Linked DNA regions of Homo sapiens: all the other regions are linked to region 3. A link is a contact called in ENCODE Hi-C data. All regions are on one chromosome and are shown on one strand. Each heading gives the region's core, a stretch centred on a gene start or an enhancer-like site at or near the end of the contact. The rest is flanking DNA. Distances are from core to core; before and after follow the strand shown. Region 1 has its middle 15 kb from the start of ZC3H12C. Region 2 has its middle 5.2 kb from the start of LINC02732. Region 3 has its middle 31 kb from the start of POU2AF1. Region 4 has its middle 66 kb from the start of ZC3H12C. Region 5 overlaps LOC105369484 (a long non-coding RNA gene).

Region 1 (2,700 bases), core at 38-2,537, 1.3 Mb before region 3:
GGATATCCAGCCCTTAGAAGCTGATATAGTTAAAAGCAAATAGATTGTAAAAACCATAAAATGCCTGGGGCCATGCTAACTAGAGCTCTGAGGCCTCTGAGAATTGACTGCAGTAAATCTTCCTGTCTTATGCAACCACATGTCTCTTCTTAGAAGGATCCAGGTTTTTTCAAATCACCCGTTAAAATTATTCATCCATAAATTATTTTTATTATGATCTAAAAGGCTTTAATTCTGTTTGATGTAATCCGTGCTTTACATACAAAACATTCTGAGATAATCTCTAAGTTTTCATCAATTTATTAGACATCTACTGAGGTGCCATGATCATTATCACAAACTGAAGGGTTTTCATATCTTGACTTTTTTAATTCTTTGTCTCCAATCTTAATTATCACACACTCAATTTTCCCACACCTGTAGGTTTATTTATATAGTGAAGTAATTTGGGGAAGGGTATAAATACACTGAAGAATGCAAAAGTCAACAGAATCCCTCATCAGACTTTCAAATGGCTTCTGGACATAGCTCAGCTGTCTCCTTTCTGGAACTTCCAAACTGTATAGCAGGGGCTCCTTCCTTTATCTGAGCATCACACTAGGGCATGCTCAGGACAGTTCTCTTTAATTCATACTTTTTTTTCTTTCCATGTCAACTACAGTACTTTGCCCCTGGTATCACTAACAGAATATAATTCCAGGTGTTGAATTTGAGTTCATTGGTAAAGGTTAAGGGCTCTGATTGTCTGGAAGAACTCAGTTTGAATTTTAACTCAGCCACTGACTAGCTGTGTGACCTTGGGAAATTTACGTCACATCTCTAGACCTAGTTTCCTTATCTGAATAGAGTGGTTATAAAGATTGCATGAGATAACATATGTGAAAAGCTTAGATCATTTTAATAACCAAGAATCTTTCTGTTTTACATGTATTAACTCATTTATCCCTTATAAGATGACCATCCCATGGGACACTTAGGGATATATGTCATGTCACTATTTTACAGGGAGTTCATATCTCCCCTACATGGTACATTCTGTAACTCCCAGTCACAAAGATGAAGGCCAGCTTTCTTACCAAGGCCAGGCTTGAGGTGCTAGTTGCTCTAGGCATACAAGCCCTCAAACCCTTCTAAATAGCGCTTTTCACATGCTCCACGCAGCTGTTTCCCTGAGATAGGCAGCCTGCAACTCTTTGCACTAGCTGCAAACATGTCTCTGCATTTTAGTCCGACAGAGCTGGCTTTGCTGACATCAAGGACGTGGTGCAAAGCACAGCTCTTTAGTTTCCAAATGAATGAAAATGACATATTGAAAGCGGGGCTGGCCACAGTATCTAGCTAGAAAACAATAATGACTCACAGGAAAGACAAAGACTGAGTAAGCACCAACGAAAGGCCACTCATCCCTTCATTAACATCACTGGGGAAAATATGGTCTCACTATGGAACAACCAAAAACATACAGACAAAAGTCTCCTGGGCTTTTGAGCATAGTCTAATTCCCATCTGGCTTATAAATTTCCTAACTTCTAAATTAATTACACTAGGAGTTGGAAGAGAATAAACAGTGGCCATAGATATTAGAAATTTTTACATGTGGCATGTATCTGCATCACGACTAGCATTGCTAATCAATTGTGAAATGACTATTAGGTAGCTTTGATAAGAGAGTTTCTTATTAGTCTTAGATATTGGACTACAAAAATAGTCCACCAGCAACAAAAAGAGATTGAATCTTCTTTACTACATCTGTATATTGTCAGAGGTCCAGACAGAAATCTAAAAAATATATAAGAATAAATAAAATATTTATTGTGATACTCCTTCCTTGTTTAATATATTATCATGACAATACATGTCTTAATGCTATGTAATTTTGGCATATCTTAAATATAAAAGTGTCCAATTGATTCATTATTTTTATAGCTAATTATTCAATATATTAACAATTATATTTGTGCAACAAAAACATATCTTGATTTTTAATGCTGGTAAATGTTAAGATTTTGAAGTAAAAATACTATTTACATAATATTCCTGAGAAAAATTATTCAGGTAAAAGGCTCTTGTGAATCACTTTCTTGGGGACCTTGCAGGAATTACCAACAAAAATTGAGAGCCATAAAGGAAATGTCTGAAATATTAGAGGCTGTGTGTCAAAGTATCTTGTATTAACTAAATCAAGCGCTTATTAACAGAAGACAAACCTTGTATATATTTTTAATGTTTTTGGCTCCCCAGCATCTAAGCCCCTTCACTATGCATGAGAAACCTCATGAGGCAGAGCCCACCTCCCACTCTAGAAGCTGAACATTCTAAGTACTAGCTTGCCTGGCCTCTCTTGCAGCTAGGATGATGGCATGTGGCTTTGAGTCATCTGATTGGATGCATTCCCCTCACATTTTGAACCCAGAGCTCATGACCAAAGAAGGAGGAACCTCAAGGAGTCCATTCTGGCAAGGGTAATAGCAGGGACAGAAGCTATATTCATTTTGCAGAAGCAGCAAGCATAACAATTCTAGTGGCCACCTCCAGTGCCAGCATCAGGCTGGAGGTAAGACAAGCTGTGGTGTCAGTGCCTATTGGCAGAGGCATTGATATCTTCCTGGAATACTTCTGTTGCATAATGTTGGTCATAGTGCCAGGCTCCACAGCCTCCAAGCTCAGTTCTCCAGCACTTCTAGAGACTGTCAGGCATAC
Region 2 (2,700 bases), core at 1-2,500, 1.1 Mb before region 3:
ATTCTATGACTTAGAATGCCTTAACTGTCTGGGAATGCAGCCCAGTAGGTCTCAGCCTCATTTTACCTAGCTCCTATTCTAGATGGAGTTGCTATGGTTCAAATGCCTCTGACAGTACCAGCTGCCAAGCAGGCTGAGGCAGGAGAATCCCTTGTGCCCAGAAGTTTGAGGCTTCAGTGAGCAATGATCATGCTACAACACTCCAGCCTGGGTGACAGAGCAAGGCCTTGTTTCAAAAGTAAATAGGTAAATAAGTAAGAAGTCTGCTAAGCAGGGACAAACATGCAAACCTATAATGCCAATAAAGTATTATAGGTACTCTGACAGAAGTAAGGGGGAAGTGGTCAGTTCTGTTGGGCCTACACTGGTGAGGCTTCAGAGGGGACTGTCAGGGTGAATCTCAATTGGCAGTCAGTAAGCAGCCATGGAGGGAGAGGGTGGAGGAAGAGCTCATGGCGCAAGTGCACAGAGGTGGGAAACACCTGGTGAATTGAGGGACTACGAAAGAGAAAGAGTTGGAGAGTTCATTCCAAGGCCTAGGAGGCAGAGATGAAGGAGGCTGAAGAGAGAACAGGATAAAAAAACAGCAGATGTTATAGACTTCCTCTGCAGAGTTATCAGTGAACAAGAAGACATATATTCTCTGAAATGTGAACAGGCCTTGTGCTTAAAATGGGGCGATAGTGACAAGTCAAAATTAGTCAGTCTGCTTCCTGGGTTTCATAAGCCAAAATGCATTTGTGCTGTCTTTGAAATGACAAAAATGATTCTTTGCTCTCAACTTGGTGTTAAGCTAGTAGAGTTCTTTACTTCTTGGAGTGACCCAAACTTTCATTTCCAAGGAATCTGAGTCCTCAGCAGTCCTGCCTATGTCTTGTTACTAGCATCCTGGCTGGGGAGACTGAGGAAATGTATCTGGGGTCACCTCTCTTCTCCTATTATGCTGAAATAACTCTTTTTCTTTTATACTCAGAATTAATCACCCAGTCTATACCCAGACGTTCTTTTCTGTTTGCCAAAAAGTGGCAAAGTAAGAGTTTCACTTTCCTATTCAGTGAGCTCTTTAATATGTCCCTTGACTGAAACATTTTTTTTTTGTCCCTTTGGATTCTAAATCCTAAGGTCATTTCTCCTTCCAGGAAGGTGGATCATGAGATGTACTGCTTAGAGTTCTGCCCCTGGGAAGATTTTCCTTCTCAATTGTCTTTCAAGGCCGCCCCTAAGCGGGTGAAAGTTGCAACAATAGTCCTAATTGTGCTAGTGTCCTTAGACCAGGGAAGAGTCATCTGGAAACTAGTCTTGAACATTTTCTTCTTTAATCAGCAAGCCACAGGGAGTTTCCACAAGGCCGTATGTGTGGGCTGGGGTAGAATGGGTCTCCTCCAGCTCCAGGAGACAGTGCGCTCTGTCACGCCACAATCACTCACAGTGGGGAATTCCTCCCTCAAAGGTAGGGAATCTGATGCCTGAACAGCCAAGTGTCAGGCCTCAAGTCCTCCTTCACTTAAAAATTATATTTAAAAATTCATCTGAAAGTTTGTATTACTTTTTTGTTTCTTTGTTTTGAGACAGGGTCTGGCTCTGTCATGCAGGCTGGAGTTCAGAGGCACAATCTTGGCTCACGCAACCTCCGCCTCCTGGGTTCAAGCAATTCTCCTGTCTCAGCCTCCCGAGTAGCTGGGATTATAGGCACCAACCACCTCGCCTGGCTAATTTTTTGTATTTTTAGTAGAGACAGGGTTTCACCATGTTTGTCAGGCTGGTCTCGAACTCCTGGCCTCAAGTGACCTGCCCTCCTCAGCCTTCCAAAGTGCTAGGATTACAGGCATGAGCTACCACACCTGGCCTAACTTTGTAGTACTTTATAATTTCTTACAAATTTAAATCTTTATTCCATCTGGAAGTTCAAGGTAGGGACCAACTTTATTCATTTTCCAAATGACTAGCCTGTTGTCTGAATAATGTGTTTCTTTTCCCCACTTTATTATATAATCCAATCTCATTTGTATTTGGATCTGCTTCTGTTCTCACTATTTGGTTTTATTGATCATCTGTCCATTCCTGCAGCAGTATATCAGCAATAAATACTGCAGTTTAAATAACTGGCAAAGCTCTCCCTAATATTCTTCTGTGTTAGAATTTTCTTGGCTATTCGGGCATATTTTTATTTTCCAGACAAATTTTAATATTTTTTGCCAAGTTCCAAAAGAATTCCATTAGAATTTTGGAATTGTTATTGAGCTGTAAAAAATTTATAGATCAGTTTCAGAGAAAACTGACATATTTACAATGTGTGTCTTCCAAGCCAAGAATATGACATATCTTTTTATTTGTATGTGTTCTTTCTGGATGGACATTAATTCTGAGTGATATGAACTAGTTTCTTCTCCAGAGACATTTTCGTTACCACTCCTCCTATGGGAAGGAGGTTCTACAAAATGTAATCATTTCATTTTGGGCCACCAACATGTCTTGACTGTCAGTATAAACATATGAGTGTATTGCTGAAAACTGTGGTGTGATGATTAACTCTCCAAGATCCCTATACAGGGATTGTCAGTTGAAAAAACTACGTGGAAACCTTAAAACATCCAGAAACCACCAATATGTGTAATTTGCCTTTAAAGGATGTCATTTACTAAAAAACTGTCATTATTCCTAAGCAGGAATGGGGGCTGTAATGTTATGTTGGCCACATAT
Region 3 (2,700 bases), core at 86-2,585:
TGAAGACTCTTCTCTCACCAGGAAATTCAGACCCATGAGAGATGGCAACATAAGCTAATGAAGTCATCTTCAGGGCAACCCAAGTGAGCATCGTGCACCTATTCACCTATACAAAGACATTTGTCAAGAACATACTGTGTGCCAGGCACCAGGTAGGTGGGATGACAAATAGAATCCCTACCTTCTAATGAGGGAGGCTTTTGAGTAAGCAAATATTATAAGACAATGGGATTCGTGCTGTGATCAAGGAGACACAAGGTGCTGTGGGAGGAAACAAGATGGCAGCCAATCTGCTAATGGGAGGGTGGATGTGGGCAGGATGCAGTGGACTCTGAGTCGAGTTGAAAAGAAGAAGTGGGAATTGCAGTTAGCCAAGGGAAAAAGTGGGATAACGCCATTTCAGAAGGAGGAAGAGATGGGAATGGGTGTTTATGCAGATGTTTGTGGTTACAGAAAATCAAAGAAGCTCCCATCTGACTGCATATATTTCCTCTGAGAGGGATAGAAGAGGTGGTAGAGGAGAAAAATTTAAAAGTCACCCCTTTAGGAGATGATAGGAGCTGGAAAAGGAGCTGGCTAGGTGCTGTGGTTTAGATATAATTTGACTCCACTGAAACACATGTTGAAATTTCATCCCCACTGTGGTGGTGTTGAAGGCAGGGCCTAATAGGAGCTGGTGAGTCATAGGGGGATCGCTTGTGGTGGGATGGCTTGGTGCCATTCTCAAGGCAATGGGTGAGTTCTTGCTCTTGAGAAATGGATTGGTTCTTGGGAAAATGGATTAGTTCCCATGAGAGTGGGTTCTTATAAAGCCAGGATGTCCCTCAGGTTTGGTCTGTCTTCCCATGTGCCCACTTCCTCTTTGACCTTCTCTGCCTGTCTTGATGCAGCACTAAAGCCCTCACCAGAAGCCAAGCAGACGCCAGCACCATGCTTCTTTTACAGCCTGCAGAACCATGAGCCAAAGAAAATTCTTGTCTTTATAAACTACCTAATCTCAAGGTATTCCTTTATAGCAACACAAACAGACTAAGACACTAGGGATATAAGTCATGCGCACAGGACTCTCCCATGTCAGTATCCTCTTCCTAATGAAGGGTTCAATTGGGATTTCCTATCTTTTGGATGGTTTTGGCATATGAAATGCTGTGTGCTATAGTAGGAAAAAAAGCAATTTCCTGAAACATTTTATGTAAGTTATCTCATTTGATTAACTCTGCTTTACAAATGAATAAGCTAATGTATTGGAGTGATAAGTAACTTGCATAGTGTCACATACTTGGGGAAGTGAAAACCTAAAGAAGGTGAAGGACTCATTCTTCCTGCTTTAGGTGCACGGAAATGATGGAAGTTGAAGACAGATCTCCCTACTCCAAGTCCTAAGTTTTGCACTGTTAAGTCAGAAGACATAGTTCCAGTCTCAGGTCTGTTACTAACCTGCAATAGGCTCTTGAATTAGTCATTTAACTGCTCTAAGCCTCAACTTCCTCATTTGTAAAATGAGTCTATGGGCCTTTCTGAAACTCTTTTTTTTTTTATACAGGGTTTTGGCTCTGTCACCTCAGACTCCCAAGTAGCTTGGACTACAGGTGCACAGCATCACACCCAGCTAATTTTTTAATTTTTTGTAGAGACAGGGATCTTACAATGTTGCCCATGCTGGTCTCAAATTACTGGGCTCAAGCAATCCTCCTGATATAACTAGAGATTCAAGAATGGCCCCTAGAATCCAACCCATGAGCCCTCTAGCCTAGGAATGAGGCTTTGGCAGGAAATATCAAAGATGGGTTTTCTTTCATTTCCACAACCCTATAAGGTTTGGGAATTCCAAATAAACAAATTTACCTTAATAATTTGTTGACCTAATTTGTTGCTGTCTCTCCATGCACGGAGAGATAGCATGCAATGAGTACAAAAGACCAAAAGTAAGCACTATGACCAACTCATTGTGTGCCCTTGGTCAAGGCCACCTCACCTCACTCAGACTCAGTTTATTCAGCTGTGAGATGAAGTAGAAGATCCTTAAAGTCCATCCTACTTTAAATGTCTCCCACAAACCTTAACTCATATAAGCAAATGCATCCTCAACCTGTCTACTGATTTTCCAGTAAGCATTTCTAACTTAACATGTCTAAAACAAAATCCACAATTTTCCCCATCAAATCAGCTCCTCTTGCAAATGGCAATCATATCTAAGTTTCTCGGACAAAAAACTTGGGGTCGTCCTTGGCTTCCCTCCTTTTTTCATCCTCTGCACCCAGCCTGTCAGAAAATCCTATTAATTTTACCTTCAAAATATGTCTAATATACAACTACTTCTCAGCATCTCCGCCGACATTACCACACTAGCCTAAGCTATCATCATTTCTACCCTAGATTAACGTGATCCTTCTCTACCTGGTCTTGTTGCCTCTAATTTTGTTCTTCCACAGTAACAGCAGCCAGAGTGATCCTTTTAAGGCATAACTATGCCCCTGCTTTGTTTTAAACCCTCCAATGGTTTCCCATCCCACTTGGGCGGAGTCTCAAGTTCTCATTCTGACCCACACCCTAATGATCTGGCATCCTCCTGCTCCTTTCTCCTTCTACTCTCCTCCTGTTCATCCTGCTCCTGTCTCCTTCTACTCTCCTCCTGTTCACTCTGCTCCAGGCACACTGACCCCCTTGCCGCTCCTTGAACAGGCCAACCATGGTCCTGCT
Region 4 (2,700 bases), core at 125-2,624, 1.4 Mb before region 3:
TATACATACTCCAGTTCCTGAATGACAGCCAAATATTTAGGAAGAGGGTGTTTTTAATATAGTACTCTTCGAATAATATAGAACTCTTTGAAGATAGAAACTTGTACACAGAGTGACTACTAGGTTCCCAAGGATGATTTCAAACCAAGGATGATTTCAAAATCAATTGGATTTAAGTCTACTCCTTCAATTTCCCCAGCAGAGGCACCTCTATCCCTCAGAATTATCCCAACTCCTAGGATGTGAGGAGTGAACACTCAACTGCTATAGGGTAGGGCAAAAGGTAGCAAAAGGTCAAGGACAGGTAGATGCTTTAAATAGACAACCATTTAAATGTCTATCCAAATGGACAACCCAACAGATAGAAGAAATTAACTAGTTCGCTGCTGAATTAAATAAGCTCTAAGTCCTAAGCTCTATGTCTCCTATTCCTACAGTAGACACTAATATATTCAATGTACTTTTGTCAGTGAGCCTGGCAAAAATATGGCACTTATTAAATTATTCAGTTTTGAGCTGGAAGAAATCTTAAGGCTAATTTAGTGCAGCCTCCCTCATTCTACAGTTGAAAGAACTGAATCTCTATAAACGTAAGTTGCTTGCTGAAGATAACATGGATTTAGAACTGGGCTGGACCCTTTTATTCCCAATTGAATGTTCTTTTTACAGTGACAAGGCAAGCTGTCATGGAAAGAGAAGCTTTAAAATGGTACACACAAGTGCATCACTTTTCTGGCCTTGTGACCTTGGGCAAGTTTCTAATCCCTTTGAGCACCAGTTGTCTCATCTGTAGAGTGCGAATGATCATAATCTTCAATGGATTCTTCCAGGGACTTAAAGAAGTAATGCTTGCAAAGGAACTAGCACAATGCCCAGCATATGGAATTTGCCTATGAAAATACTTTTGTTCTCCAATTTCCAGCCCTTCTTGTTGGGTTGTTTGCCAAGTCCTCCTGCTGATACTGCACCCATGGTATTAGGAACAAGAGTGGACTTTCCCCTCCTCTTTATAAATTATACAACAGAGAAAGGGGGAGGGGAATGCAGTGAAATATTAACAGTTGAGGAACTGGATGAGAGGAGCCTGGGAGATCTTTGTACTTGCAAATGTTCTGTTTAAGCTTGAAACCATTTCAAAATGAATTATTTTTCCATGGAAAAATAAAATGGACACCTCCACATGTTGCTTTCTTCCATTCCAAAGCCCAATTGCATAGCAACTGGACTGAGGTTTTCAACCCCAACGTGTAATGTAAACTACATATTAGTAAGCTCACCCTTCCAATCCTCTGTTCTAGAGGAAGTAGGGCTTGTGATTCCCCTTTCATTTGTTGAACACATAACACAAAGAGGAACTGTTCTCAGGCTCAAGTCACGGGCTGGAACTCAGAAGTGCTTTGGTTTAAATGATGAATGCATGGTCACCCATGTTTAACCACCAATTGAGAGGAGGTCACATGCTAAATCAGAAAAGTCCCAATGAAGGGGAAAGTAATTGAGAGTCTTTTGTACCCAAAATAGTACAAATAGGTTCCAGCTGAGAAGGAACTCAAATTAGTTTTCCTTTCACAGAGCTTTAATGCTGTATTTTTCAACATGATTTGGAAGACACCTATACCAACAAGTGTTATCATATACACATTCTTCTTTATCTGATAAAGCACCAAGATCCTGGTCAAACCATAAGTTTGGTAAGCAGAAATGGCCCCTACCTACATTGTCTTTAACTACACGGAAAGCCCTTCATGTTTTGAGGTGTAAATAATCTGTAGACAGTTTCTACAAGGAAAAGAGGAATAATAATAATATTGTCTTAACAAGGATCTTTTCAGATCAGAGTAGAAATGCTAGCATAAATCCAAAGCAACTTACCCTCACCTAAATCTCAGCATAAAACTCATTCATTCACTCGCTTATTTAGTATTTCTTGAATTCCTCTTCATTGCCATTTACGCTAGATGGTGATTAGGGGATATTATGGAGAGTAAACCAGATGTGGTCTCTGCTTTCACTGACCACAACCTAGTGGGGAAGACAGGCATGAACAAGAAATCATAATGAGTGGTATGAGTTCTCAGGCAGATGATGTGGGGAAACACACAGGAGGGGCACTCAGCTCAGTCTAGTGGGGCAGGGGGGCTTCCCAGAGGTAGTTACATCAAAGCTGAGATCCAACGTTCAAGTTAGAAGTAATCAGCCAAGAATGTTTCCCAAGCAGAAGAATGACATGTGTCATTATCTGAAGATTAGAAATCCCAAAAGGCTGAAGTGTGGAGTGCAGGAAGGTTGAGGTAAGGAGGAAAAATGAGACCAGGAGGAGGTTTCACATGGCACATGTTGAATGTTAAACAGCACATACTCCCTCCGAGGGAAGACCTTTACCATGGAGTTTGCAGGGCTGTTTCCCTGGCCTTCTTTCTGAGACCCAATTTTCCCTTGGGAGATAAGATGACCTGGGTAAAGTGGACTTTGGACAAATGTGTTCTGTAGGCATGTTTTCTTTTGTGTCTTCTCTCTCCCTTATTCCAGTCCCTTTCTTCAATTCTGGTGTTATAGCAGAAATAATTAACATTTATGGTATGTGCCTGGTACCACCAACTCTCAAAATAACCCTAAGGGATATTATTATTATTCCTATTTTACGATAAGCAAACTTGGGCTCATGTACTAACTTTCCCAAGGTCATAGTACTAATAAATG
Region 5 (2,700 bases), core at 124-2,623, 1.5 Mb before region 3:
AACGGACACCGGCTGCCCAAACTCCAGGGGAAGATCATCTTCTTACTTCATCCCCCTTCCAGCTCCCCATCCACCCCACTGAGAGCCACCTCCACCACTCAACAAAACCCCTGCACACATCCTTCAGGTTTATATATGACCCAATTCTTCCTGGACACCAGACAAAGACCTAGGTACGAAGAGGGCACTGAGCTGGTTAACACTTAAGCCATCCGTGGACAGCAAGGCTAAAAGAGCACACTGTAACACAGGCCCACTTGGGCTTTGGGGGTTGCAGGATCCCACCCACAGACACTGCCATGGGGCCTGGGCCCAGGGGTGCTCGGTCCGGCTCCTGCACCTGCCCATCTGCATGCTCCCCCTCCTGTAAGGAGTTTGAGTATGCACAGTGCCAAACAGACAAGCTACACCCCTGTTGCATGTCCTGCTAGGGGGGGTCAGGGAACGCTCCAGTTTCATCAGCAGTAAAGCAGGACAAAAAGGAGGAGGGAAACATCCAGGAGAGCAGGGGCAAGGAGTTACAGGAGCCCTTGAGAGAAAAGGACACCCCTGACAACCTGAATTTTGAATCAACAAAATTTAAATTCTTGGTAATTACACCGAAAGACTAAATTCTAAACCAGAAGAAAATCAAAGTGACAAGGTTAATTTGTTTATTGTTTGTTTACTTGATTTGATTTATTTTTTTTTCTCTCTCACTGTTATTGAAATAGGGGCTACTTGAATTCAACTGTAGAGGTGTTTAAAAAAAGAATCGTGTTTATATGTGTGAGGTTTGTGGGACCTGCTTAAAGTTTTGGTCCTGGAAGGGTCTTCGAAGGCCATCTAATTCACGTTGTATTGAGAGGAAATAGACGATGAAATAGGAAGCAATTATCTCAGGACTACAAAGCCAGTCACTAAAAGGGCCAAGACAAGATTGCACATTTCCAAAGGCACCCAGACATGTGAGCATTCAAAATCAAGAGCACTTTCACCCATAGTCATTGATGATGAAAAACACAGGTTGAATACATGTGGCTGCTTCTGATTTTTAAGCACACACAAAACTCTTGTACCACTGGAGCGAACCCACCAGCCATCAATGACTGCATGACGCCTTTCCCCCAGTTCTTTGCTCTCAACAGTAATTCCCTTTGCCATAACTTTCTGTTTTCTGCAGTGCCAGCCAGTCGTGACTGGTTGTGGCATCTCTAACAAAAGATACTGGATGTTGTTTTAAAGTCCCATGGTTGCATTTCAGAGCTAAAAATAGGACTATGCTATATCATCTGATATTTTCAGATGATCAGCTACACCACTTCCCTCCTTTCTGAAACTTACAGAGGTAAGTGAATTTTAAAATTTTGTTCTTTGAACAGCTCACTTTAGAGAACAATAGAGCCATTACACAAGCATACTTAATTTCAACTCTATACATTTAGCCCATTTCCCCCAACCCACTTTCCCCTCATTTCATGGGCTACTAAAAATATAGAACTAAATAGTGTGGCCCACCTGGAAATGAGTGTGTACACTGTTTAGCCTGAATGAGTGCTTGTGTGTGTTAAAGGAACAGGCTGCCTTCCAGGTGTCACCTCACATTTGGTTTCATTTTACTTTTCTCTAGTCATATGCCTTTGCCCTGACTTCCATGCCTGTTTTTACATTTTATTTTACAGAAATTATGTATTTCTGTAATGCAGTTTATAAAAATGATAAGAATATTAATCAATGTGCTTACTTTCATCAGCTTCAGTCAAACTTCTATTTACCCATCTTCAAATTATTTGCTCAAATTATATCTACAAGGCAAAAGGAAAGTAAATAAGGAAAGAATCCTGCTACTGAGGATTAAAAGCACCTTTTACATAATAACTAATGAATTTTGCAGACTGGCTGTGAACATGGCTGACAGCATCAAATAGATATGCCAGTGGTGAATTTTTGCTCTGTCCATGTGAATATAACCTTAATTTAAGATCATAATAAAATTTGAAACAGTGAAACAAGAGTGAGATTTAACCTCATTAAGATCAGGGAGCACATCTTCTTTCAATAACTATTTCAAACACGTTTACATATAGACTCACGCAGGCAAAGTAACCACAATTACTGTTTTTAAAGTGAAATACGTTAATATGTTACCTATTCTACAGAAACACGTAAGAACCTTCGGAAGCAAAATAATAACATCATTTGAAATATGAATAGTTACCCGAAAACCTATAGCAATCCAAAGCCAAATTTAAGATGAACAAACTTAAGATGTCCAAAATTTAAGTTGAGACAGCCTTTTGCTCTTGGCAAGCTACAAAATAAATACAAGTTCCCCTCCCTTTATGTCACACACACAATTTAGGGGAGCTCACTTGGACAATATTTGTACTGTGATACATAACGTCATCTAGAATATAAGTCAGAGTACCCAGCTATTTCTCTCTTTTGTGATTATTCACTTTAAAATTACAAGTTCTGATTCATTTTTAGATTTCAAATGATCAAAACTTTTATCTGTTTTTAAAATGCCTATATTCCTTGGTTTTCTCTAATCAAGGAAGTGAATAGGTATCTTAGCAAGAGAGGTCATGGGGAAGATTGCAAGCATTATACTATGCACTGTTGAGTGGGTTCAGAATAGTTTATATTATCATAAAAACAAATTGACATCAATAGCATAATTGCTGCATGAATAATCTTAGAACAAGTGAGACCTTTCAA

The links. Hi-C counts contacts between places; a loop is a spot of excess contacts on that map. Pooled maps may share reads with other maps.
Region 1: a pooled map shows a loop between it and region 3 (4-fold over the local background). The contact joins two enhancer-like sites. A Hi-C loop is called at or near these places in 2 of 37 single-sample maps with no recorded cell type and 3 of 50 pooled maps.
Region 2: a map with no recorded cell type shows a loop between it and region 3 (3-fold over the local background). The contact joins two enhancer-like sites. A Hi-C loop is called at or near these places in 1 of 168 maps with a recorded cell type or tissue (GM12878), 20 of 37 single-sample maps with no recorded cell type and 7 of 50 pooled maps.
Region 4: a loop to region 3 is called in a pooled map, with 3 times the contacts of the local background. The contact joins two enhancer-like sites. A Hi-C loop is called at or near these places in 7 of 37 single-sample maps with no recorded cell type and 5 of 50 pooled maps.
Region 5: a pooled map shows a loop between it and region 3 (4-fold over the local background). The contact joins two enhancer-like sites. A Hi-C loop is called at or near these places in 7 of 37 single-sample maps with no recorded cell type and 5 of 50 pooled maps.

What each region holds. Positions count from the first base shown.
Region 1 is chr11:110,076,749-110,079,448 of GRCh38, forward strand. No RefSeq gene overlaps it. Among named protein-coding and RNA genes, the nearest start is that of ZC3H12C, 15 kb to the right of the region's middle. RefSeq lists enhancers at 978-1,147, 1,448-1,497. Within about 2 kb of position 1,288, at least 7 of the 41 ENCODE cell types and tissues checked have a DNase peak (open chromatin) inside an H3K27ac peak, as active enhancers do.
Region 2 is chr11:110,348,546-110,351,245 of GRCh38, forward strand. No RefSeq gene overlaps it. Among named protein-coding and RNA genes, the nearest start is that of LINC02732, 5.2 kb to the right of the region's middle. RefSeq lists enhancers at 372-421, 1,022-1,551. Within about 2 kb of position 1,251, at least 3 of the 41 ENCODE cell types and tissues checked have a DNase peak (open chromatin) inside an H3K27ac peak, as active enhancers do; they include GM12878, where a contact is called at or near this core.
Region 3 is chr11:111,408,658-111,411,357 of GRCh38, forward strand. It overlaps a transcript of BTG4 not described here. Among named protein-coding and RNA genes, the nearest start is that of POU2AF1, 31 kb to the left of the region's middle. RefSeq lists an enhancer at 1,260-1,319. Within about 2 kb of position 1,336, at least 3 of the 41 ENCODE cell types and tissues checked have a DNase peak (open chromatin) inside an H3K27ac peak, as active enhancers do; they include GM12878, where a contact is called at or near this core.
Region 4 is chr11:110,026,010-110,028,709 of GRCh38, forward strand. No RefSeq gene overlaps it. Among named protein-coding and RNA genes, the nearest start is that of ZC3H12C, 66 kb to the right of the region's middle. RefSeq lists an enhancer at 1,520-1,679 and a silencer at 1,990-2,069. Within about 2 kb of position 1,375, at least 4 of the 41 ENCODE cell types and tissues checked have a DNase peak (open chromatin) inside an H3K27ac peak, as active enhancers do.
Region 5 is chr11:109,955,103-109,957,802 of GRCh38, forward strand. All of the region lies in intron 1 of LOC105369484 (a long non-coding RNA gene), which reads left to right. Among named protein-coding and RNA genes, the nearest start is that of LINC02715, 130 kb to the left of the region's middle. Within about 2 kb of position 1,374, at least 3 of the 41 ENCODE cell types and tissues checked have a DNase peak (open chromatin) inside an H3K27ac peak, as active enhancers do.